Linked DNA regions of Homo sapiens: regions 1, 2, 3, 4, 6 and 7 are each linked to region 5. A link is a contact called in ENCODE Hi-C or POLR2A ChIA-PET data. All regions are on one chromosome and are shown on one strand. Each heading gives the region's core, a stretch centred on a gene start or an enhancer-like site at or near the end of the contact. The rest is flanking DNA. Distances are from core to core; before and after follow the strand shown. Region 1 holds the start of BATF3 (basic leucine zipper ATF-like transcription factor 3). Region 2 holds the start of ANGEL2 (angel homolog 2). Region 3 holds the start of FLVCR1 (FLVCR choline and heme transporter 1). Region 4 holds the start of NSL1 (NSL1 component of MIS12 kinetochore complex). Region 5 holds the start of SLC30A1 (solute carrier family 30 member 1). Region 6 overlaps HHAT (hedgehog acyltransferase). Region 7 holds the start of TRAF3IP3 (TRAF3 interacting protein 3).

What was found. A loop is a pair of places that touch in the nucleus more often than their neighbours do. ChIA-PET counts read pairs that join two places held with the same protein, here RNA polymerase II (POLR2A). Pooled maps may share reads with other maps.
Region 1: a pooled map shows a loop between it and region 5 (10-fold over the local background). The contact joins the promoter of BATF3 here to the promoter of SLC30A1 in region 5. A Hi-C loop is called at or near these places in 2 of 37 single-sample maps with no recorded cell type and 6 of 50 pooled maps.
Region 2: a map of B cell shows a loop between it and region 5 (25-fold over the local background). The contact joins the promoter of ANGEL2 here to the promoter of SLC30A1 in region 5. A Hi-C loop is called at or near these places in 5 of 168 maps with a recorded cell type or tissue (B cell, CD4-positive, alpha-beta T cell, CD8-positive, alpha-beta T cell and 1 more), 2 of 37 single-sample maps with no recorded cell type and 14 of 50 pooled maps.
Region 3: a loop to region 5 is called in a map of naive thymus-derived CD4-positive, alpha-beta T cell, with 34 times the contacts of the local background. The contact joins the promoter of FLVCR1 here to the promoter of SLC30A1 in region 5. A Hi-C loop is called at or near these places in 2 of 168 maps with a recorded cell type or tissue (CD4-positive, alpha-beta memory T cell and naive thymus-derived CD4-positive, alpha-beta T cell) and 10 of 50 pooled maps. POLR2A ChIA-PET finds 5 or more read pairs at or near these places in 1 of 52 experiments (GM12878).
Region 4: a loop to region 5 is called in a map of CD8-positive, alpha-beta T cell, with 14 times the contacts of the local background. The contact joins the promoter of NSL1 here to the promoter of SLC30A1 in region 5. A Hi-C loop is called at or near these places in 3 of 168 maps with a recorded cell type or tissue (CD8-positive, alpha-beta T cell and naive thymus-derived CD4-positive, alpha-beta T cell), 2 of 37 single-sample maps with no recorded cell type and 11 of 50 pooled maps.
Region 6: a loop to region 5 is called in a pooled map, with 9 times the contacts of the local background. The contact joins the enhancer-like site here to the promoter of SLC30A1 in region 5. A Hi-C loop is called at or near these places in 5 of 50 pooled maps. POLR2A ChIA-PET finds 5 or more read pairs at or near these places in 4 of 52 experiments (PC-3, WTC11, activated CD4-positive, alpha-beta T cell and 1 more).
Region 7: a loop to region 5 is called in a pooled map, with 8 times the contacts of the local background. The contact joins the promoter of TRAF3IP3 here to the promoter of SLC30A1 in region 5. A Hi-C loop is called at or near these places in 3 of 168 maps with a recorded cell type or tissue (CD8-positive, alpha-beta T cell and naive thymus-derived CD4-positive, alpha-beta T cell), 3 of 37 single-sample maps with no recorded cell type and 10 of 50 pooled maps.

What each region holds. Positions count from the first base shown.
Region 1 is chr1:212,697,708-212,701,252 of GRCh38, reverse strand. It overlaps BATF3 (basic leucine zipper ATF-like transcription factor 3), which reads left to right and starts at 1,413. Exons shown (of 3, transcript NM_018664.3): 1 at 1,413-1,580. The coding sequence starts at 1,491. RefSeq lists silencers at 1,396-1,475, 1,666-2,115.
Region 2 is chr1:213,014,098-213,017,575 of GRCh38, reverse strand. ANGEL2 (angel homolog 2) reads left to right here and starts at 1,709. Exons shown (of 9, transcript NM_144567.5): 1 at 1,709-1,963. The coding sequence starts at 1,905. RefSeq lists enhancers at 1,674-1,983, 1,696-2,283, 2,284-2,872.
Region 3 is chr1:212,856,090-212,859,743 of GRCh38, reverse strand. It overlaps FLVCR1 (FLVCR choline and heme transporter 1), which reads right to left and starts at 1,469. Exons shown (of 10, transcript NM_014053.4): 1 at 554-1,469. The coding sequence starts at 1,291. It overlaps FLVCR1-DT (FLVCR1 divergent transcript), which reads left to right and starts at 1,606. Exons shown (of 2, transcript NR_027286.1): 1 at 1,606-1,978; 2 at 2,826-3,140. RefSeq lists silencers at 1,019-1,228, 1,309-1,368.
Region 4 is chr1:212,790,035-212,793,581 of GRCh38, reverse strand. It overlaps NSL1 (NSL1 component of MIS12 kinetochore complex), which reads left to right and starts at 1,805. Exons shown (of 6, transcript NM_015471.4): 1 at 1,805-2,052. The coding sequence starts at 1,819. TATDN3 (TatD DNase domain containing 3) reads right to left here and starts at 1,688. Exons shown (of 10, transcript NM_001042552.3): 1 at 1,595-1,688. The coding sequence starts at 1,660. RefSeq lists enhancers at 1,600-1,879, 2,354-3,132.
Region 5 is chr1:211,577,323-211,580,475 of GRCh38, reverse strand. It overlaps SLC30A1 (solute carrier family 30 member 1), which reads left to right and starts at 1,315. Exons shown (of 2, transcript NM_021194.3): 1 at 1,315-2,485. The coding sequence starts at 1,864. RefSeq lists silencers at 726-1,285, 1,526-1,835, 2,336-2,685 and enhancers at 1,142-1,641, 1,642-2,143, 2,116-2,225.
Region 6 is chr1:210,372,309-210,375,999 of GRCh38, reverse strand. All of the region lies in intron 3 of HHAT (hedgehog acyltransferase), which reads right to left. It also overlaps the pseudogene RNU5A-8P. Among named protein-coding and RNA genes, the nearest start is that of HHAT, 45 kb to the right of the region's middle. RefSeq lists a silencer at 1,363-1,452 and enhancers at 1,128-2,039, 2,040-2,952. Within about 2 kb of position 1,484, at least 16 of the 41 ENCODE cell types and tissues checked have a DNase peak (open chromatin) inside an H3K27ac peak, as active enhancers do; they include PC-3, where a contact is called at or near this core.
Region 7 is chr1:209,754,658-209,757,822 of GRCh38, reverse strand. TRAF3IP3 (TRAF3 interacting protein 3) reads right to left here and starts at 1,770. Exons shown (of 17, transcript NM_025228.4): 1 at 1,514-1,770. RefSeq lists enhancers at 1,198-1,607, 1,888-2,047.

The sequences.
Region 1 (3,545 bases), core at 164-2,663, 1.1 Mb before region 5:
CTTGCTGCTGTGGAGTGTGGCGCTGCAACTCTAAAGGGCTGCGTCCACCCTCCGTCTTCCTCCCCGCCTCTCAGTTGGCCGAAGCTTCTGATCACACAGACAAGAATCTCCGCTCGCTTTCCCGCTGGCCTCCAGGCAGCCAAGTTCACTCAAGCTCTCTCAAAGCTTTTGCAAGAGTGGGTCTTAAATCCTGGCGGGGGGCACGTGCACTCATTTAAGACTTAAAAAGGAATCGGAAATGACTGTCCCCATGCCCACTGCTGCCCACAAACCTGAAGACCCAAGCGACCACACTTGGTAGGCACTTCTGCCCTTCTGGTCTGGTTCCCACCCGCCCATCCCGAATCGCGGTTATCTTTCCCGGTGCTCACAGCATGCAGACCACAGCCTGTGGCCGCTAGTGTTTCCTTCGCTAGGACCACGGGTAATTGTCTTGGCTTCGCATCTTTTGACTGGCAGGCAGGTGGACAGGGACTTGCCCTACCTCAACCCGGTCCCCAGCTTGGCACGAGCAGATAAATCTTGAAAAAGAAAAATGATCTGGGCCGTTTAACCGTGGCATGGCGGGTCCAGATCCCCAAACCTGTCACTAGTGACGTCCCACGTGGCAGATTCGCTCTCAGGGAAGCCCGTCACCGTTTTTGTCCGGGACATCCTCCCCATGCCCACCCTCCGCTCCGGGAATTCACCCTCGGGGCCGCCCCGCCTCGTTCCCTCCCACAGCCCGGCGGACCCGAGACGGGAAGGGCAGGCACTCCCTGCAGAGTCCCTGGGGCGCCCGTGGCTCGGGGTGCGCGGTGGGACTCGGTGAAGCCGGCGTCTTCACCCCAGAGCCGCGGCTTCGGGGCCGCTGGAGGAGCGAGAGTGGCGCCCGGATGACTGATCGCCGCGGAGAAAGTCCCCCGGGACTGTGACCCCCGCGCCGGGGGGCGGACGCAGGGCGTGGCTGAGGCGCAGGAAGATGCCGCGATGGGACCGGGAAAAAACACCGACCCCAAAACACCCACTGTGTTTCTCAACCTGAGTTCCCCGGCAGCCGCCGAAGGACCCCAAAGGCTGCATGGCGCCCCCCTGGTCCCCACCCCCCCGGGCGTCGCCTCGCGTGGGTGGGCTTCGCGTTCCCTCCGGGGTTTCAGAGCCACCACGTGACTTCCACGAAGCGCGGGGCGCCGGCGGAAAGCCGCGGCAGGGGTGGGATTTGGGACCCCGAGGTGCGGAGAGAGGGCGGGCAGAGGAGGAAACGAGGCGGGGGTGGGAGAAGGAGGGCGGGGCAGACGTGGGACGGGAAGGACGGCTGCCGGGACTGGCGCGCGGGGACACTGGGCCGACGCGTGGAGTAGCGGGGAGAGCGGGAAGCCTGAGGGGGCGGGGCCGGCGCGAGGCCGTGGGTGCGGCACGAGGATGCCGGCGGCGGGACAGCGCCCGTAGGCAGCCCCACGGGCAGGGCGCGCGGGCGGGGCGGGGCGGGCCGGGCCAGAGGAGCGCCCGGCATGTCGCAAGGGCTCCCGGCCGCCGGCAGCGTCCTGCAGAGGAGCGTCGCGGCGCCCGGGAACCAGCCGCAGCCGCAGCCGCAGCAGCAGGTAGAGGGCGAGAGGCTCAGGGAGGGCCGTGGGGTGCGGGGACCGGCGCGCCGCGGGGGGCGAGGAGGTGGGTGCTGGAGTTCCGTGGTGGTGACTGCGGAGGTGCAGAGGTGGCGGGTGCGGCCGGAGACAAGCAGAGGTAGGGGCGTAGGGATGTTGGGGAATGGGGGCGATCCAGGGACCCTGTCGTGCGCACAGTGTCCGCGGCTCCTGGAATGGCTCCTGAGCCAGCTCCTGCGCCCTCTGGGGGAAGAAGCCCGAGGGCGCCGACGCCTGGCTGGGCCGGGCATGGCCGGTGCTCCCCGGCACGTGGGCTCCGCACTGCCCTGAGGGCCGCCCCATCCTGGCGCAGCCAGCGACTGCCACCCCACCACCCGCGCCTGTAGCCCCTCCAGGATTCCCCCGGGTGGGGGGGGTGCTGCCGCGGGAATGGAGAACGCCGGACTAGTCAGCCTGGGCGGAGGGAACCCACAAAGGGCCGACTCCGCCCCCAGCTGGTGGAAACCCTTTGCCCCTTCCCAGTTCGCTGTCCCCTAGCAACGTTTACAGCGGCGCAGTCAGGAAGGAGACCAGGTTGGCCACAGGGACGGCCGTCTGGAAACTTTGCCTGGGTCTTGGCCACCTGCCTTACGACGAAGACTGGGTCTTTTCATCCTTACTCCCCACCTTCCCAATTCAGCGCCCGGCCCATGTCATCAGGTGTCGCTGGAGTGTCACAGAGATCTGAGTTTGGGCCTGGGCTTTGCCACACACAGGCTGAGCAGCCTTGAGCAATTTGTTTAACCTCTCGGACCGTCCATTTCCCCATCTGTAAAATGAATATAGTAACATCAACCTCTCAGGATTTTTGAGACTGAATCAGATATGGTTAATAACATAATACTATCTCTAACTTTCGCTCACCTCTTTCTGTCTTGATTAAATGTTTCTGCTGGGTTGGCAGGTGTGATCATGGTGATGAGTCCAGTTTAGAGTCAGCTCCCCGAGGGCAGTATGCAGGCTGCTTTCTTGTGCTAGTGACTTTTTGATTACAGAGAGCAAAGAGGCATGAGAAGCACTATGCAGAATACATTTTTTTTTAAAGTAGCAACTTCAACAAAGGCAGGTAACTTCTTGAGGGCATACTGTATGCTGGGAGCTTTAGGACAAAATCTCATTTCATCGCATCCCAATCCTAAGCATTAGGCTGTTAGCACCAAGTCTGCAGAGTTCACTGACCCTTTGTTTAGGGCTTGTATCCCCAGTGTCTAGAACAGTGTCTGGCACATGGTAGGTGCTCAGTTAATACATATTGAAAGAATGAATGAATTATGCTTACAATAAATGAGAAAACTGAAAATTTAGAGAATTTAAACCATTTACACAAGACCATGTTGACACTAAGAGACAAAACTAGGATCTGTGTGATTCTAAAGCTAAAGAGCTGTCTTCTAACCACATGTTCCCCTGTAATGTTCTGGTTTTGTTTATCAAGACTTCTTTGCCTCTCTAGAAGACTGTATTATCATACTTTGTTCCCTTAAGCTTCTATTTGCTATGTATGTTATTTATTCCTCTCCTTTTTATGCCTTTATATTCTTGCATATCTGAAACTTCTTACCTGCAGTAACTTGGGAAGATGTGTGTCTTATGTGGAATACAAGATGAGATCAAATGATAACTGAAAATATCCTTTTTTGTGTTATTAATATTTGCATTCCGTGAATATTAATAACTGAGTAGTTTTCCTTGTTTGTACCTCTTGGCTCTTAAACTCTGTAAGTGTGGTATTTTTCCCGCTTGGTGGTGTCTTCTCATGGGGTTCTAGAAAGCAAATACTGCTCTCCTTTTTCATGTTTTCTATAGCTGATTGAAGTGTTTTTACCATGGTCAGTGCATTTTTCCGCCTGCCTGTTTCATGATCACTATTGAGGGATTTGACTGAATTTGGTTAAATCTTACATATAGCTAACAGCTTTCAAGACA
Region 2 (3,478 bases), core at 460-2,959, 1.4 Mb before region 5:
CATGTTGTCCAGTGTGGTCTTGAACTCCCTGGCTGAAGCGATCCAGCCGCCTTGGCCTCCCATATTGCTGGGATTACAGGCGTGAGCCATCAGGACCAAGTGTCCTTTTCACATTCCATTTAGTGATATGTTTTTCACGTTTTTGTACTTTTTGTTGATGTTGCTGTTTAAAATGGTCCCCAAGCGTTGTGCTGTATAGTGCTCCTAAGCACAAGAAGGCTGTCATGAGCCTTGCAGAGAAAATAGCAGTGTTAGATAAGCTTTGTTGAGGTATGAATTATAGTGCTGTTGACTGAGTTCAATGTTAATGAATCAACAATATATATTAAATAAGATGTCTTTAAGCGGAAACACACATACAACAAAACTATGTATTGATTAAGTTGATGAAAATGCGACCAGAGGCTTACAGGATCCTAATCCTGTATTTCCCTTAGGAGTAATGATTCAGTATTTACTAATTCAGTGTTTCCAGCAACTTTACAGAACCTAACTACTGCAAATAACAAGAATCAATTACATACTGAGGGAAAGGTTTTTTTCAAATACACTTTACTTCCTTTTATGCACCAGGGATAAGAAAAGCCTTCCCAAGAAATTACCACTGTTTCAAAGAGCCTATAAAAGCAGTGCTCCTGCCTTCTAGTATCCTTTTCCCCTCTACTCTCCACACTTTATTCTTTCTCGGTTTCTCTCTTCCTGTTTCTTGCAGGGTCTCCACTTAAATAATGTCTTTCAACAATCTACAGTCCTATAATACATTTAATAAAGGTGGACACACAAGACATACAAGTACTTTTTTTTTTTTTTTTTTTTTTTTTGAGACGGAGTCTCGCTCTGTCGCCCAGGCTGGAGTGCAGTGGCTCGATCTCTGCTCACTGCAAGCTCTGCCTCCCAGGTTCACGCCATTCTCCTGCCTCAGGCTCCCGAGTAGCTGGGACCACAGGCGCCCGCCACCACGCCCGGCTAATTCTTTGTATGTTTAGTAGAGACGGGGTTTCACCGTGTTAGCCAGGATGGTCTCGATCTCCTGACCTCGTGATCCGCCCGCCTTGGCCTCCCAGAGTGCTGGGATTACAGGCGTGAGCCACCGCGCCCGGCCCATACACGTACATTTTAAAGTGAGAGCTATGGCTGTGCTTCCGCAACATTAATTGCAAAATTCTGTGGTACCTCAGTTCCATGGGCACCCAGAGGATGCGTTGTTCAGCCTCAGCTGGGAATCTGCACTTTGGGCAATTAAAAATTTTCACTGCTCTGTTTATTTCTGCCGGGCGCGGTAGCTCACTCCTGTAATCCCAGCACTTTGGGAGGCCGAGGCGGGCGAATCACTTGAGGTCAGGAGTTCGAAACCAGCCTGGCCAACATGGTGCAACCCTGTCTCTACTAAAAATTCAAAAATTAGCCGGGTGTGGTGGCTCATGCCTGTAATCCCAGCTACTTGGCAGGCTGAGGCAGGAGAATCGCTTGAACCCGGGAGGTGGAGGTTGCAGTGAGCCGAGATCGTGCCATTGCACTACAGCCTGGGCGACAAGAGCGAAACTCCATCTCAAAAAAAAAAAAAGAAAGAAAGAAAGAAAAAGAAAAAAAAGAAAGTTTATTTCTGTTTCTTTAAGACGAAGTTCGGGTGTTTTGCCCTCTTCAGAAATGGTTGCACGCGCGTCCCACGCTCTGCGCATGCTCCTTGAGCAGAATTCCGGGTTAAGGCATTCAGGGACTCTGACTGCGCAAGATGGAGTGTAGGCCGGCCGGCGAGACTGCACCTCCCAGCATGCCTTGCAGCCAGGACTGGAGTCGGTACTTAAGAGTGATGGGGTTCCCTAGATACTTTAGGCCGTCGCATCGATTATAGAGATTGAGGTGGAACCCGGGGCCTGGGAACTGGACGCACGCGGAGGGCGAAGATGGAAGCCTGGCGCTGTGTGAGGAAGGGCTACGGCCACTGTGTGGTGGGAAGAGGCCGGTCAGTAGGGCTGGGTACTCGGAGGGAGGAGAGAGGGGCGGGCGGCCTGAAAGAGCGGGCGGGCGTCCGGGACTAACCCGGGGCGGGGCGGGGCGGGCTAGGGGTGGAAGGAAGAGGAAGAGGGTCTGGGCGATGGTGCATCCGGGACGAGCCTCCAGAGACCAAGCGGGATAGGTAAACCCGCCGCGCAGCTGGCGGGACGCTGGGCCAACGAGGTCTGGGGTCTTGGCGCGGAGTTCATGGGCCGCCGGCCAGGCTTGTGCCAGTGGCTTTGGATCCCTGGCCTGCTTCCCCCAACCCAGCCTCCAGACCAGCGCTGGCCTGCTCCACACACTCCGCAGCACCGTCCCGGGAACCGAGCGTCGGCGGGGAGGCCGCCTCTCCGCAGTAGGTCTCGGCGGGCCTGATCCCTTGGAGGCGCGTGTGTGGCACACGCCCAGGAGGGGCTTGATTTTTGTTGATGTGTTAGTGTCTTTCAAACTTTAGTCACTTGTATGTCATCCCTTACTGTTATGGCCAAGTTCTTGTTTCACGTGTATTATTTACTGGATATTTTTCTTTAAATTGACTCAGTTTTTTTTAAAAAGCACTTCAGTAGGTGCTGCCCACATTAGCTTCACCCTAAGCAGTGTCTGCAGAGTCTTGGATTTGATGTGCGATTATGTTTTTTCCTAATAAACTAACATAAGTATTTAGAAATTACAATCAAGTAATTTAACTGTGTACTCTGTGAAACCGACTCGTGTACCACCCACCACGCTTGGGAAACACAGCATGTATTATTACATAAGCGATGGGGATTTGGTTGTAACTCCCATAGGCCTGGGACTTGATGGTAATTCAGTTCAACAATGTTTCCTGAGTACCAGCTGTTTGCCAGGCACTGTGCTAGGCACTTGTGAAGATAACGGAATTAAAATGAATAAGACGGTTCTGTTCTGGCCCTGAAGGAGCTTAACATCTTAAGAGAAAAAAAAGTCTGAATAAATAACTGCAAATATAGATAATAGCTTTTGTAGTACAAGTATTATATTTCAATACAGTGGCTTATTAGCATAGAAAATGCATGGACCAAGTGCCCAAATTCCTATGGCTTTCAGAGTTATCACAAAGCAGTGTAGAATGCCCATGTTATGCCTTTAAAGATTTACAATTAAGTAGATTTTAGAGAACAACTAGCGAATACTTAAACTGTAAAAATTATAATAAAAATTTAAATGCTGTTAAAACGAGAATAACAGCGTATAAAGTTAAATAACAGTAAACGCAACTTAAACAAAATTCCCTTAGGGATGGGAGCGCACATTATTGATGCTGTGGTAGAAATGTAGCTGTTAAGAATTTTGGAGGAAAGGATAAAAGTCCTTCTCTGAATCTTAACATTTTGCCAAAGTAGTATAGTGAGAGGAACATGGTGCTTTATTAAGCTGAAGTGTTTCTTGAGAGCCTGAGAGCAACATACCTATTAAAAATGTTAGCGCCACTTTGGAGATGTTTTGGATGATGGGTTAAATT
Region 3 (3,654 bases), core at 220-2,719, 1.3 Mb before region 5:
ATGGTTACAGTTTATTATTATTATTTGAGACAGAGTCTCACTCTGTCACCCAAGCTGGAGTGCAAAGGTGCAATCTCCGCTCACTGCAACCTCCACCTCCCGGGTTCAAGAGATTCTCCTGCCTCAGCCTCCTGAGTTGCTGGGACTACAGATACCCGCAAGCAGGCCTGGCTAATTTCTGTATTTTTAACAGAGACGGGGTTTCCCCATGTTGCCCAGGCTGGTCTGGAACTCCTGACTTGAAGTGATCCACCCACCTCGGCCTCCCAAAGTGCTGGGATTACAGGTGTGTGCCACCGCGCCCGGCCCAGTTAATTATTTTATAGGTAATTTTCAAAGCAAGATGACAAGGTCGTTTGGAAAATTTTGTCCTTACAAAGAAATTTATAGCCCACTTCAATCCAAGACGGCCTCCTATTCAACGGCTTCATCTCCTCTTTTATAGACAAATACCTCCTGGGGCAGTTCATCCATACAGGCCATAGTTCTCACGGCCTATGACTTTTTCCGGTCTTTTAAGGATCTGACTTTCACCTACCACTCCAGTACTTACCTGATTGCCCAGCACGGCGGTGGCACAAGCTGTGGACACCTCTTTGGGCCCAAACCACACTGAGGCGATGCGGGAGGGCAAGCCCAGGATGAACACCTGGGCCACCGAGCACAAGCACTGGCCCAACATGGTGACCCAGAAGAGATGCTGCTGCACACTGCCGCACTTGATCCAGGCACCCAGGCAGTTGAGGCCGGAGCCCAGCAGGGCGGTGAGCCGCAGGCCTCTGGTGTCCAGCAGCCAGGTGGCCGGGAAGATGAGGGGCACGTAGGCCAGCATGTACACCATGGACAGCCAGTCGATGTGCAGCAAGGTGACACCGTAGAAGCCCTCGAAGACGTTGCTAATGATGCTGTACTGGATCCACTGAAAGGCGTTGACCAGCGAGTACAGGCTGAAGATCAGGAGCACCACGAAGCGCCGCGGGGAGAGCGCCGTAAGGGGCAGCGGGCTGCTCTCGGCCCCCGGGGTCTCAGCTCCCGCGCCCGCAGGCAGCAGCCGGGCCTGGGTCTCCTCTTCTGGGGCCAGTGGAGTCTGAGGCCCGCCCAGAACTCCCGAGGCGGCAGCGAGGCTGTCCCGGGGGGCCCCATTCACCGGGAAGGTGCCCGCTTTGGGCCCGTTCTGCAGCTCCACGCTCTCCTTCCCAACGGGCGCGCCCCTCGGCAACGGGAGGTATCCTTTCGCGAGCGGGTGTCCGGGCGCCACCGCCGCCCCCTCCTCATCGTCTGGCCGCGCCATATCCCAGGCTCCCCGGCGCCACCTCGCTCCCCCGCCCCACTCCCCGACTCCGCTCTCCCGGCCCACAGCCCGAGGTCCTCCTGGGGCCCCACCTCCAACCCCTCGGCCCACCGCTCCTTCCCCGGTGGCGCGCGCCGCGAACCGCAATCCGCGCTACCGCGTGAACAGATGAAGGTCTCCTCCCCCGCGCCGCGCGGCAGTCACCCCTTGTCTGGTCCCGCCCCTAGAGTCGCGCGTCCTGCATGACTACGGCCCTCCGGCCAATCAGCGTGCGCCTTTGTCCGGCGCGAGAGCCAGTCGGGGAGCTACCGGGCGAGAACTTCGGGAGGCGGGGGAGGAAAGCGGCCGGCGAGCGCTGGCTGACATTTTCCTGCCCGGAAGGATGCATGGCCCGGGGTCTCCTGCACCTGAGGGTGGGCGGGAGGCGGCCCCGCGGGTTGTGTTGCTGGAAAAAGGGGTCTCGATCCAGACCCCAAGAGAGGGTTCTTGGGTCTACTTCAGGGAAGAATTGGAGGCGAGTCACAGAGCGCAGTGAAGGAAGCAAGTTTATTGGAATCTACTCCGTTAGAGAGTGCAAGTCCTCAGACTGCAGGAGGAGGAACTCCCGTCCTTCGGTAGTGTCACTACTTAGAGGCAGCTGTGAGGAGCTGTGATTAATCGTGGAATGTGCTGATGTGCCCACTAAAGGTAGGGGCTGTTGGTGCACTAATGACCATTAATCCTTCAACCTAAGCCTGCGCATTGACGTTATCTCTGAGTAGAGGGCTGGGCCGGGCTCGGTGGCCACGTCTGTAATCCCAGCACTGTGGGAGGCCGGACAGGAGTCTCCCTTGAGCCCAGGAGTTCGAGACCAGCCTGGGCAACATACTGAGATGCCATCTATTTAAAAAAAAAAAAAAAAAAAAAAAAGCCAGTAGCCAGGCGTGGTGGTGCATGCCTGTAGTCCCAGCTACTCAGGAGGCTGAGGCAGGAGAACTACTTGAACCTGGGAGGCGGAGGTTGCAGTGAGCTGAGATCGCACCACACTGCCCTCCAGCCTAGCCTGGGCGACAAAGTGAGACCTTGTCTAAAAAAAAAAAAAAAACTCAGGACATCTGGACAATTCCGCAGACTTGGTGGGAGATGTCCTGTATGGCCATAAATATTGTGTAATTATAATTGTTGGTCAGCTTAGAATGCGGCTATTTTCAGACCTTTAGCATTAACCTTATAGGTGCCTTGTGAGTGCCTAGTTACTCACTTTAACATGCAGTCGCTCTAGCCATGTTTTATTAAACCAGATGCCTGGTAAGCAGTGGCTCCTCTAACAAGTGGGCAGCTTGGAACTGGGAACGAGAGAGCCACCGAAACAGAATGAGGGAGACAAAGAAGTGGGCATCACCCTTAACTCCACAAGGGCTTCCCAAGGGCGCTGTACCGTACGCAGGCCCAGGACGAACTTTATTTCTCGCCCCAGCATCGCTGTCCTTGTCGGTGAGACCCTGGCTTTAGGGCAGACAGGACCACGTTTCATAAGTTCATGCTGTCCCAGCAGAGGAATAACGCCAGAAAGTGTTCCAGTACAACCAGAGAAAGAGAGTCCATGAGAAATCTGCCCTTGTGAAGTTGGAATCCCCTCAACCTCACCCCGCTGACTTGAATGAAGCGACTGAGACGGGCTATGATGGAGCAGATCCGGTTGCTCGACCTTCTCCCTTGCACCAACACATGTAGTTAATAGTTACTGGACATGCATATTCAGTGGGTTCCAGGTACCAAACTTGTATTGAATGGTATGTGCCAGACACCGTCTTGAGATCTGGAGAATAAAAAAATAAAAAAATAAAAACGAGACATCCAGAGCACAGTAGCCTTGCGGTCTTCCTGGAACTAGAGAAAATTCAGCCCTTCTGCTCCTTGGGAAGCTATGTTTGGGAAAAAAAAAAAAAGAGAGAGAGAGAGACTCCAAAGAGTTTGTTATTAAATTTAAGTTCAAACTAGGTGTATATAGTACAAAAGTTCTTACCATGCATTTAATCTTAAAATGTGCTGATATCTAGAACCCTAAAACCCTGCACTTTTTTATTGCCTCTTACATTATTATTTTGGTCATGTATGAAATATATCAGGCATCTCTCGGTACAGGTGAAATGCTACATGTTCTAAACTAAGGAATAAGTGCATTATTATAATGTCTTCCTTGGCCAAACTGTATAAATCCCCCCCTCCGCCCGCCCCGGCCAACATCCCTTCCCTGCTTTTTTTTTTCTTTCTTTCCTAGTGCTTACCTTCACCTAAAATGTCCTATATTTTTACTTTTTTTTTCTGGTTATTTTCTTTCTTTCTTTTTTTTTTTGACAGTCTTGCTCTGTCACCCAGGCTGG
Region 4 (3,547 bases), core at 556-3,055, 1.2 Mb before region 5:
GTCTTGTAGCTTCCACTCTTCTCCTCCACCCATTTGCCATACAGCAGCAAAATGGTGTTAAAATGGATAGCATCATGCCTATCCATTTTTGTGTAATCCCAGGACTTTGGGAGGCCAAGGAGGGTTGATCACTTGAGGCCAGAAGTTCAAGACCAGCCTGGACAACATGGCAAAACTCTGTCTCTATTAAAAATACAAAAAATTAGCCAGGCGTGGTGGGACACACCTGTGATCCCAGCTACTTGGGAGGCTGAGACAGGAGAATTTTTTGAGCCCAGGAGGTGGAGGTTGCAATGACCTGAGATCATGCTATTGCATTTCAGCCTGAGGGACACAGCCAGACTCAATCTAAAAAAATAAAAAAATGAAAATAAATTTTAAAAAAGCCCTTTAATGAATCTGCATTGTGCTTCAAATGCAATCCAAATTCCTTACTGACCCACCTCATCTATCCCCTGCAAACCTCCCCAGTTTTGTTTCATGCCTTTCTCTTTCTAGCTCATCAGGCTCCACTTAGCTTTTTGGCAACTGAAATGTGCCAAATTCTAGCTTGTCTGGGGGCCTGCAACCTATCTGTTTCCCTAACCAGCATACACTCACCCCCTTGCTTGGGTGGCTCCTTGTCTTTTCAGCCTTAAGTGTCAGCTCCTGGGAGGATTTCCCCCTGAAATAAAACCCCCCTTAATCCTCTATTATTAGTCTCTAGTTTCCCACGTAATGGGTAAAACAGTTTGTAACTGATTTTACGTGTGTATTATTATTTTAATTGAGACGGGGTCTCACCACATTGCCCAGGCTGGTCTCAAACTCCTGGGCTCAAGCGATCCACCCACTTCGGCCTCTCATAGTGCTAGGATTACAAGTGTGAGCAACCACACTCGGCCATGTATTTTTGTTTGTTTGTTTGCCTCTCTCCCCCATTTGTGAATTTTTTTTTTTTTTTTTTTTTGAGACAGGGTCTCACTGTTACCCAGGCTGGAGTGCAGTGGCTTGATGTCAGCTCACTGCAACCTCCACCTCCTGGGCTCCAGCGATTCTCCCACCTCAGCCTCCCGAGTAGCTGGGACCACAGGCAAACGCCACAATCACCGGCTTTTTTTTTTTTTTTGTAGGGACGAGGTTTCACCATGTTGCCCAGGCTGGTCACGATCTCCTGGACACAGGAGATGCGCAGCGCCCGCCTCGGCCTCCCAAAGTGCTGGGATTACGGGCGTGAGCCCGCGCCCGACCTCTCCCCGATTTGAACGCGTTTCGAGGACCGCTTCCCACAAAGAGTGGCATCTCAGCCAGGAGGTGAGAGCCCCGAGGGGAAAAACAGGCCAGCCAAGGGGAGTGAGGGAACGATTCCAGGAACTCAGAAGAGCAAACAAAAGCCTTGTGGAGATAGCTTACCGCTACTGAATCAGGAAAAAAAAATCGGTATGTCTGAGGTTAAATAGGGAATAGGGAAATGAGGGGCAAGGTCATATGGCCATAAACAAGGGTCTGGGCGGGGGATATGGGGTTTCGTCCCAAGGGAGGAGAGCAAAGATAACACGAGGGGAAAGGACGGGGGCCTCCCTGCTCCCTCTGGTCCCGTATCGCCCTCACATACGCGGTCAAAGTCCGGGGCGGAGAGGTGGCAGTGACAGTCCACCAAGCCTACGCCAGCCGCTCGCATTGCGCCCCGGCGGCTGCCGCTTTAGACCGGCCAGCAGAGCCGGAGCCGGAACGTTTCAGCTGCAGCGTCCTGAGTTTCCAGCCGGATGCATGCTGGTTACACCAGTGTGAACCCGCTTTTCCGCTCCCAGAGTGCCCCGCCCACAGTTCCGACGAAAAATGGCGGGGTCTCCTGAGTTGGTGGTCCTTGACCCTCCATGGGACAAGGAGCTCGCGGCTGGCACAGAGAGCCAGGCCTTGGTCTCCGCCACTCCCCGAGAAGACTTTCGGGTGCGCTGCACCTCGAAGCGGGCTGTGACCGAAATGCTACAACTGTGCGGCCGCTTCGTGCAAAAGCTCGGGGACGCTCTGCCGGAGGAGATTCGGGAGCCCGCTCTGCGAGATGCGCAGTGGGTACGGGACCAGTTAGCCAGTTCTTTACTCATCATCCTCTTACCCAACACCCAGGATCTTAGGATTCAGAAAGATCCCACGCCAGGCCTTGGCAGAATTAACGGTGCCCCAGGCTACTGTAGAACCAGTTCGAGAAACGCTAGAGGAGAAAGAAATAGATGCTAATGTCAGCTGGGTCTTATTAATTACTTAGACCAGCGCTGTCCAGTGAAAATACAAGGCAAGCTAATCTTTATGTAGTTTTAAACTAAAAGTAAGAAATAGGTGAAGTTAATGGAAATAAGACATTTTGTTTAACCCAATAAATCCAAGGTATTTTAACATGTAATAATATCAAATGAATGAGATATTTTACATTCTTTTGTTCGTACTAAGCTTTTCAAATCTGGTGTGCTGCATTTACGGCACATCTTCGAACTAGTTACATTTAAGCGCTCAGTAACTACAAAGTGGCTAGTGGCTCACCTGTTGGACAATGCAGCCGCAGACAATGAGGAATTCTCCTGGAAAGGGTAATTCTGGAAGTCAGCCATTCACCCAAGCAGCATTTGATCTTTCCTTTTGCATGTTTTATTTATTTATTTATTTTATTTTATTTTTTTTTTTTGAGACAGAGTCTCGCTCTGTCGCCCAGGCTGGAGTGCAGTGGCGCGATCTCGGCTCACTGCAAGCTCCGCCTCCTGGGTTCACGCCATTCTCCTGCCTCAGCCTCCTGAGTAGCTGGGACTCCAGGCGCCTGCCACCACGCCCGGCTAATTTTTTTGTGTTTTTAGTAGAGACAGGGTTTCACCGTGTTAGCCAGCATGGTCTCGATCTCCTGACCTCGTGATCCGCCCGCCTTGGGCTCCCAAAGTGCTGGTATTACAGGCGTGAGCCACCTCGCCCGGCCTATTAACCTTTATTTTTACTGTTTGCACTGTGGTCATTCATAACTCACAAATGTGCGGTATTATGAGCTTTTAAATTTTTTCCGCTAATATAAGTAGATTGGTGCCTGTTATAAGGAAGCACACAATCCCTTTATTTCTTGTGTTCCCAAAAAACTACCACCTTCAGGGCTTTGCAAAAATATTTAAGAAAGGCTTGGGAAATGTGGTATAGAGGCAAATGTATGATCTTAGTAAAGTTTTCAACCAACACAATTTTTTTTAACCTATTTTAGTCTTGTAAAGAAAATGTTTTCACTCTAAAACAGGCAAAAGGGGTCGGGCGCGGTGGCTCACGCCTGTAATCCCAGCACTTTGGGAGGCCGAGGCGGGCGGATCACGAGGTCAGGAGATCGAGACCATCCTGGCTAACATGGTGAAACCCCGTCTCTACTAAAACAATAATAATAATAATACAAAAAATTAGCCGGCCATGGTGGCAGGCACCTGTAGTCCCAGCTACTCGGGAGGCTGAGGCAGGAGAATGGCGTGAACCCGGGAGGCGGAGCTTGCAGTGAGCCCAGATCTCGCCACTGCACTCCAGCCTGGGTGACAGAGCGAGACTCCAT
Region 5 (3,153 bases), core at 66-2,565:
TTTGTCCAGTAGTAATCTAGGGCAGTGGGTGGGGAGGTCCTTCTGCTGCGCAGGGGCTGTGGTGAGGCCTTTCAGGTCCAGCTTAAGCCACTCTGATTCCAGCCACCACCCCACCTTAGATGGGCAAGCTGTTCCTTTCCAGATCAACTCATCTCCACCCACAACACAGTGCTTATGTATTCAGTCTAAAATAGCACAATTTATCAAGAGTATTCCATCGTAATTTTAAAATGTCGTGTTTATATTTTACCTCCACCTGGACAGAAACTCGTTCCTTTGTATTCTTACTGCCCCTCCACCTCCCCATAGCAACCAGCACAAGATTCCACCGTGTGTAGTCTATAAATAAATGTTAAATCATAGAGCCTTAGAATTTTGGAGTCAGACGGGGATCTTCAGAGTTGCATTTGTCCAGTCCTTTATAGATGGGGAAACAGGTCTAGAGAGATTAGGTGACTTGCTCAAAGCCACACAGCTGGCTATTGACAAGGCAAGGAGCAGAGCCCAGGTTTCTCCTGCCTGAAGTCTGTACCCTGAACTGTCCTTAGATAATCAGTGACAGACACCTGAGTTCACACAAGGTCTCCAGGGGTTGATGGTGATAGGAGAAACTGGCTTTCCCAAAACATGTACAAAGATTCGGTCCACGCCCCTAGCAGACCTTCGGGAGGACTAACTCCTCAGCTCGGCGTCCAGCAGAGTCCCAAGTTACAGTCGCACTTGTTTATGCGTCTGTCGGCCTCCTCCGACAGGACCGAGTACTCGAGGGCCCCGCGCTCAGGGGCTCCCCTCCGGCCCCTCCCCCGCCGCCGAGCTGTCACACAGCCGCCGCGCGGCCCGCCCCCACGTGGACTGGGCTCGGAGGATCAAAGTCTGTTTGCAGACTTTGCAGCCCGGCCCCCGCAGGTGTGCTGGGAGTTGCGATGGTCCGCAGGCCAGGACTCCGCCACACCCGAGGGGACCCGGCCAGCCCCTCCCCCTCCCGCTGCACGCGGCCCGCGCCCCCAATTCGCCCGCCGCTGCACCCGGCCACGGCCCCCCGGCCCACGCCCGGCTCCGGGAGGAAAAGGCCCCGCCCCTATCTGTTGGAGCCGCGACCCCGCCCCCTTCCCGCCCCTCCGAGGCTCCATCCAATAGTGAGCGTGGCTGGGCGGGACGCCGAGGCTGTCGTGAGGGGGTCCTGACCAATGGGGAAGCGTGCCGGGCCTGGTGGGCGGGGCGGCAAGGCCTTGTCACGCTCGGGTCCGTGTGAAAACGGGGGTTCCGAGTGCAAAGCAAAGTTTTTTTGTAAACCGTCTGCAAAGGCGGGGGGGCGAAGAAGGCGCCCGAGACCGGGCCGAGTGCAGCTGCCGTGGCCGCCGCCTCTCTAGCTCCTCAGCCATCCGCTCCTCAGTCCAGCCGCCGCAGAGGAGACCAGCAAGCAGAGCCCTCAGATGCTCGGAGCTTTCTCGGCGCGAAGCTGCCCGTCGCCCTCTCCTGCCGCCCTCGCCCGCCGCCCTCCTGCTCCTGCTCCGGCTGCGGCTCTTGGTACCCCGGCTCCGGGAGCCCAGCTCCCCGCCACCGCCGCCGCCTGGGTGTGGGGGCTGCTGAGGCTGAGCCGGGCCTCGGCGCCGGCTCTGAGGACGGACGCCTGAGGAGCTGCGCGGCGCGGCGCCGCCGGCTGGCGGAGAACGCCCACAGGCGCGGGGCTCGGCGGCTTGACCCGGGCTTGTCCCCGTGCGGCCGCGGGGGCCCCTCAGCGGTTTCCCGAACGGCCCGACTCGGGCGCTCCTCCGTGTCGCGGTCGCCGACCCTCCGCGTCCCGCCAACGCCGCCGCTGCACCAGTCTCCGGGCCGGGCTCGGCGGGCCCCGCAGCCGCAGCCATGGGGTGTTGGGGTCGGAACCGGGGCCGGCTGCTGTGCATGCTGGCGCTGACCTTCATGTTCATGGTGCTGGAGGTGGTGGTGAGCCGGGTGACCTCGTCGCTGGCGATGCTCTCCGACTCCTTCCACATGCTGTCGGACGTGCTGGCGCTGGTGGTGGCGCTGGTGGCCGAGCGCTTCGCCCGGCGGACCCACGCCACCCAGAAGAACACGTTCGGCTGGATCCGAGCCGAGGTAATGGGGGCTCTGGTGAACGCCATCTTCCTGACTGGCCTCTGTTTCGCCATCCTGCTGGAGGCCATCGAGCGCTTCATCGAGCCGCACGAGATGCAGCAGCCGCTGGTGGTCCTTGGGGTCGGCGTGGCCGGGCTGCTGGTCAACGTGCTGGGGCTCTGCCTCTTCCACCATCACAGCGGCTTCAGCCAGGACTCCGGCCACGGCCACTCGCACGGGGGTCACGGCCACGGCCACGGCCTCCCCAAGGGGCCTCGCGTTAAGAGCACCCGCCCCGGGAGCAGCGACATCAACGTGGCCCCGGGCGAGCAGGGTCCCGACCAGGAGGAGACCAACACCCTGGTGGCCAATACCAGCAACTCCAACGGGCTGAAATTGGACCCCGCAGGTGAGCCGGGAAAGTCGCTGCCGCAGGTGGTTGGGTTTGGGGTGCCCAGAGCCTCGCCTGGCCTTCGGCGGGGTGGCCCGCACGCCCCCTGCTGCCCGAGCGGGCCTGCGCCGCGCCGCCCCTGCCTGCTCCCTCCCCGTCCTGCACACGCCCCGCTGCTGCTCCAGGAAATCAGAACCCCCTCAGTCGGGTGCAAGGAGCCGGCGACGCGTCTGGCATATTTGTAGGTGGGGGCTGTGGGTCAGACCCTAAGAAAAAGGGTCAGGAGGTGATCATCATCCCGCTGCAGTCCACACCCGCACTTGGCTGTCTTTACAGGCTGCAGCAACTTTGCTGGAGACTTGTCTGGTTATGGTTATAACAGCGTCAGAAATGCTTCCCAATTCAATTCCTTGGCCCTCTTGGGAAACGGAGAGAATCCCCAATTCGTCCCCAGTAGTTGGGTGCTGGAAACCTTGCTCTGCCAAAGTAGTTCTTATGCCCATTGAACTCCGTTTCATAATATGCATTCAGAGCGTGTAAACCCTGGTTAAAGGTTTCTTTTATGAACAGCAGTGTATGCTTCAGCTAATTGATCCCTAATCCTGGAAATCATAGATTTAGGACCTGTCTGGGCATGTTTAACATTTTCCCAGGACTTTTCATAATCGTACTGAACTAAAAGTGAT
Region 6 (3,691 bases), core at 235-2,734, 1.2 Mb after region 5:
GGCACATGCCTGTAATCCCAGCTTCTTGGGAGGGTTAGAAGAATCATTTGAACCCGGGAGGCAGAGATTGCAGTGAGCCAAGATTGTGCCACTGCACTCCAGCCTGGATGACAGAGTGAGATTTTTTTTTTTTTTTAATTATTGAACCTAAGGATAGGTCAATAAAAATCACCCAATCTGAACAAGAGAGAGAAAACTGACTGAAAAAATACAGCCTCAGAGACCCTTGATATAAGAACAAAAGATCTGACATTGGTGTCATTAAATTTTCCAGAAGGAAAGAAGAAAAAATATGAGGTTAAAAATACGTTCAAAGAAATAATGGCAAAAAAAAAAGATCTCCAAATTTGGCAAAAAGCATAAACCTACAAATTCAAGAAGCTGAATAAACCCCAATCAAATTAAATACAGCAATTAAAAGACAGAGCTTGGCAGAATGGATTGCTAGAAAAAAGACCCAACTCTGGACTGTCCACAGGAATTCACTTTAAATATAATGAAATGGGGAGGTGGAAAGTTAAAAGATGAAAAAGGATATGGCATACATACATGAATCAAAAGAAAGTGGGAGTGGCTCTACCAATGGCAGATAAAGTAGACTTCAGAGAAAGAAAATCACCAGGGTCAAAAAGGGTCATTGCAGAATGATAAAAATATCTTCTCACCAATAAGATATAAGAATCCTAAATGTGTGTGTGTATATACACATACACACATACATATATATTTAAAAGCATTGTGGTTTTTCAGGGATTAGAGATGAAGAGGAGGAGGGTGAGTATGGCCATCAAAGAGGCAGCACAGAGTAGCTCTTCAAGGTTCTGTATCTTTGTCATGTTGGTGTTTACATGAATCTACACATGTGATAAAACCACATATAACTATATACATATACACAAGTAAGTGCTTGCAAAACAGGTGAAATCTGATTAAAGTCTGTGGGTTGTACTAATGTCAAGTTCCTGGGTTTGAGTTCACTATGGAAGATTCCCCACTGGGGAGCTAACCATCAGGTTCTCCTGTTAGCAACAACAGACACCAGGAACTGCTGGGGGGTGGCAGGGAGGACTGGTAAGGCCTGAAAAACTAACTACTGGGTACTGTGCTCAGTACCTGGGTGACAAGATCATTCATACCCTCAACCTCAGCGTCACACAATATACCCAGGTAATAAACTTGCACATGTACCCCTGGAATCTAAAATTAAAAGTAAGGGATTAAAAAAAAAAAAAAAAAGATTCCCCACTGGGGAAGCTCGGTAGAGGTACACAAGGCCTCTCTGTACTACTGCTGCAACTTCCTGTAAATGTGTAATTGTTTCAAAATAAGATGATGCTAAAGATAACAAATCGTACTCCAAGTCCCATTATACAAAAAGGGCTAAAACGAGTTTCCATGGTTAACCCAGGATGGGATTTAGAACTCAGCTAGCATGGCCTCTACTTCGCCCCCTAGTGGTAGCACCAAAGGCACCCGGTGAATAACAAGGTGTGGAATCTCAAGGTGATGACTCAACATCTCATTTGCATACCCATAGTACCCTGCACATAGTAAATTATTTAAAGCTTAAAAGAATATTTCTTTTGACTCAACATTTCTAACTATGGGAAGATTAAAGAATTCTTTTTGTGCAAACTGTAGGCAGTAATTCTTTTTGTGCGAACTGTAGGCACCATCGGCGTACTAGGAGTTGCGGTTACTGCAACAATGAGTTGAACTAATTTGTAGCATTACACTGGTTTCTCTTCAGATCGAATAAATCTTTCGCCTTTTACTAAAGATTTCCGTGGAGAGAAACAAATCAGTTATAAGCTAATTTTTTGTAAGCCTTGCCCTGGGGAGGCAGATCATGTTTTATAAAAAAAGACTTAAAGAGGAAAACATTATGGTGCAACTTTAGGCTTAAGTGATTCATTGTCACTGTTTGTTTAAACATTGTGTAACAGAACTTGCAAAGACAGTTAACTCTTGTTTTCCATGTCAAAGGTCTGAATACTTGCATGATAAAAGTCTGTGTAACTTTCCCTGGTGACATCTGACTTGCTAATTAGCAACATTAACATTGGAGACACAGACTGGCTTAGACAATTTGGAGACTCCCCCTTAAGTGATGGCCTTTAAGATCCTAAACTCAGCCACATAGTTGGGAGAATTTCTGGTTGCCTGTCTGCAAAAAAGCCCCAAATCCATCCTTCTCTAGATAACATTCTATTATCTATCTACCTAGTAACAAATTCAATGCAAGGTGGTGATGCAAGCTCCTTAAAGGACTCCATCAATTCCACTGATCAGCTTGGTGTAAACTGGTTTCCACTGCTTGCCTAGTAAGTGTTTAATAAACGTACACATGCCAGATAGAATTTGACCTGAGCTTTGCTTTCATTAAACCTGGGAGCAAAATCATGATGGAATAACAAACCTTCATCCATCTCGAACTTTTCGGCAGCTATTGTCATCCCTGAAAGTAGCATCAGTCAGTTCCCCACACAAAGACACCCCACTTTACATCTTCTCCCACGTGCCCCTGTGATCTCGCTCTTACCTTGCTGCTGCTGCTTAATTTCTTTTTAACAAAGGCTTATCAACTGTCATGTCATGATTTTAAAAGGTAATAACCTTTTTAAGAATGCTGACAGGCACCACTTTTAGGAAATGTACTGAGAGAAGGAAATGTTTTCCCTCCTTCCCACTTCCCCATACCTCCCCCCAAATTTCAGATCCCGCCACTATTCAACCTGCCCTAGGCTGGAATAATCCCGTCCCCCTTTCTCTCTGAGTCTTGTTATGGCACTTATATAAGTCTGAATCATGTTACAGCACTTCCATGTTTGTGTGTAAATTAACTTTAATCCACCTCTAAGGACAGTTCTTAACATTGAAAGTATCCAAATGAGGAGTCCACAAAGAGTGAGTTAGCATTTGAAGGATTCTAATCAGAAATCTACTCCCAGACATGACTACAATTCAAATAATTCCAACATGGTACCTAAAGCTGCACCTGAAAGTTTACTAGCATAAGGAATGTTAGAAATAAATATTTTAGTAATGAAAAGCATGGTGCTCAATATGTGATGGATTAAAATTTTTCTCAGGCTCTGATACCCTTGTAATAATGAAGCATGTATGTAAGAATCCCTTGAGGCCAGGTACAGTGGCTCACGCCTGTAATCCCAACACTTTGGGAGGCTGAGCCAGAAGGATCACAAAAAAAAAAAAAAACACCTCCCTTGAGCCCAGCACCCAAAGCACTGAAAGTCTAACACTCTCTTGGTCTGTGTCCTTTGCTTTAATAAGGCTCTATCCTCTAATCAGACTAGAAGGGTAACTGCTTCAGCCAGCAGAATAGAATTGCACCAGCCTCAGAAGGAACTTCCGTGCAAGATGCTTGTTGGAGTACCTAAAGACAGACAATAGAGGCTTCACAAGCTTTCAGGAACAAGTTCAATGATGGTTTTGTACTTCCCTACCTAATGAATGTTTGTACTTGTAGGAGAATTCAGTTAGACACCTTCACTGTTTAACATACCACTTGGTGGCAAGGTTGTGGGAGAGAAGACATTTAACTCCTGTCCATCTCCAAGTGACAGAAGTTACCAAGAGTAAAACCAAAGAACTTTATTTTTGTTAAACAACAAAATAGGCTTGGGTCAGTTCAAAACATAGTACTTCTATTCAAGACTCAGCTCCAATC
Region 7 (3,165 bases), core at 521-3,020, 1.8 Mb after region 5:
ACACAATAAATGTTACCTTTTAATAATAAAGACATAAAGTATTCCTATTAGGTTGGTGCAAAAGTAATTGCGAATATTATCCTTGTTATGCCGATGTTGGATATTGAAGACTTGGTGCTGTAAGACAAAGGCTCCAAGCTAAACTAGCACTTCTAGGACCAAGAATGCCTTCTCTCATCCTCTCAACCCTCTCTCTCTTTGACAGAGTATATTGTTTACCAGATTGAGGGGATGCTGGCCCCAGGCTGAAGTCACATTTACTTCTGACCTCTGGGTTTGGGCTATAAGGAGAAAGGCTTCTCTGTGGTCTGGACATAATTGCCATCCCAATTACACCAAGCCGAAAGGTAAGGAAGAGATGGGGTCTGCCTGTGTCACACATAAGGTGTGAGGTCCCCTCCCTGTTTGGCTCAGCTTCCCCACAGGTTTTGTAGTGGAGGCAGAACATTGAGAATCCTCCTACCTTCTTGCCGCGAAGAGGAAAGGGCTGTGGGGGAGAAGACAGTGCCTGAGATGAGGTCTCTCTGGGCTCTCCACCCAGGCCACCAACCTTAGTCCACTGAAACACACAGCTGCTCTGCTCTCTGCTTCCTTGGGGCAGACATGGAGCCTTCTTACCCAAGAAAGGAGCTGCAGTGGAAATGGCTCCTTAGAGAGGGGAGTGTTCCCAGATGCCTTGGCTACCACACCTGCTAGGATTTGGTGCAGCATGCTGCATAGAACCCTACCCAGGTTTCTGGGATATCTGGACCCTACTGACTTGCTTGAAAACAAGAAGGTATGTGGGACGGCTGACAGGGGTAGGCTGCTAAAGAAAAGGGAACTGGTCCCTGTAGGGTTCAAAGAAAGATCACTTGGCCACTGCCCAGGCTTTCTGGCATCTCTCAGGTTCCCCCCTGGCAGCATGACTGGGCTCACTTAGAGCTTGGAGGAAGAAGGTTTACTGGCTGGGAAGGCTCAGCCTGGTCTCTCAGGCTGCAGAGAGAGAACAGGGCATGGCTCCTCACCTGACTGTGGCTTGACATGCCTTTCTGAGTCTCGCTTTTACTTCCTGGCCATGTTTGTAATGGAGACAATGAATGGCTTCCTGCATGGGTTGGCCTTCCTGGCCCAGAGCTCTCAGTGTGAACTGAGGGGAGAGGGGCCTGCGCTTAAGCTGCTGGGAAGGCAGTCTTGTGTTCAGGGATCCCTGCTTTGAAGAAAACTGTAAAAGGTCATTTAATTCATGCCCATATCACTGGGTAGCCTGAACTCTAAGTCGTTTGACTCACTCCTAATCTAATGTAATCTAATCTACTGGAACAGAGGAGTGGTGCAAGCTGTACCCTGTGCCATGGCTAGCGCCACAGGAAACCAATACAGGATACTTTCTTGGTTACCCAAACCCCTGACACCCTTAAACTATGCCACCCACTCTCCACCCAGGGGAGCTGGGATGGTAGAGCATCTTCTGCCCTACCCCGAAGTTGGAGTTCCCAAACCTGGACACAAAAGCATCCTCCTTCTCAGTTACCTCCTAGTCCCAGGCTCCAACTCAAGCCACTCGGGAAAGCATTCCAGTCCTGGGCAGATCTTGGCTCTGGTCTCAGATGGAGCAAGACAGCAGATGGGTAAAGCACACGCTTTCAATCCATAGGTCTGGGCCCCATTAACACGTCCCTTCTTGGTACCGTCTTTCTTTTTGCACAGCAGCCTTGCTGAAACAGGAAACAGACAAAGCCACAAGGTTCGCAAACCCCAGTTCCTCTCTCTTGCTCTCTGGTATCATCTAAGTGGGCCCCTGAACTCTGAGGCCTCCAGGGCTGGGCTCAGGAGCTCCTCCCATCAGTAGGCACCCCGGCCACCCTTTCTCTTGCTACTGGATTGGTCGGAGCTCTTGGACAGTTTCAAGTCAAGATTCCTTTCCATGATTAGAAAAGGATAGTCCTCTGGGTCAGATTCAGACCTTTGTGGTTTCTATGAGAGGGAAAAAAATGCCTTTTTGGTGGTAAGACCTAGATGAGATGTTCTCAGTGTAGGCTTTCATGTGTATCAGGTAGTTCTTTGTGTAAGGATTTTCCTTTTTCTTTAGCCACCTCTTCCCAATCCTGGTGTTGTAAAGAGTTTCTGCTCTTCTGAAGTAGGTGGTGTCTTTCTCAGATTCTGGAATGAGACCAACTCTGGATTTGCTCCTTTCTGGAGCAATGAGGAGGGAGTGTAAAGGTGGGTAGCTGGGGGATGAAGGAAGGAATAGAAGGCAGAGTCTTCTACACATTTTTTTATCTGGTCAACCGGACTAGGAAATTTAGGGAAAAACTAAAGGGAACTGATTTGCATGCATTAAGATGAAGCCATCACAAATGATGCAGCCAGGAAATTCCCAAGAAGTTCAGGCTAAAATAGTGGAGAGGAAACTGGATTGGGACAAGTTAACTGAGCAGCTTTGTAACCTTGTAAAATTCACCTTGTCTGGATGCTACTCACTGTGGTAGTTGGGTGATGTATGTGGCTCTTTGGAATTCTAAGGTTTGACACATGTGAGGCAGGTAATGAGACTTAAAAATAGCTGTGATAACATTTATTAACATGTGGAGAGTTTGTCACCATTTTCTCTGCTTCTGCTTCTTTCTCTGTTCTTTGAGGAGAAAAAGGACAAGGAATCGGCAGGGAAAAGCAGAGGATGGATTCTCAAGCACTAGGACTGAAGACAAGTGGCATTTACTCAGGATGAGAGACAACAGCTCAAGGCCCTGTGTCTGGAGCTTGACACATAGAGATGGGAATGAGTAGAGGACAGAGGGCTTGGGGAGCCCAAGATGTCAGAAAAAGAGAATTTTGGCCGGGCACAGTGGCTCACACCTGTAATCCCAGCACTTTGGGAGGTCCAGGTGGGTGGATCACTTGAGGTCAAGAGTTCAAGACTAGCCTGGCCAACATGGTGAAACCCCATCTCTACCAAAAATATAAAAAATTAGCCGGATGTCATGGCATGTGCCTGTAAACCCAGCTACTTGGGAGGCTGAGGCACAAGAATCGCTTGAACCTGGGAGGCAGAGGTTGCAGTGAGCCAAGAATGTGCCACTGCACTCTAGCCTGGGCGACAGAGTGAGACGGAGTTTCACTCTTGTTGCCTAAGCTGGAGTGCAATTGCGCGATCTCGGTTCACTGCAACCTCCGCCTCCCAGG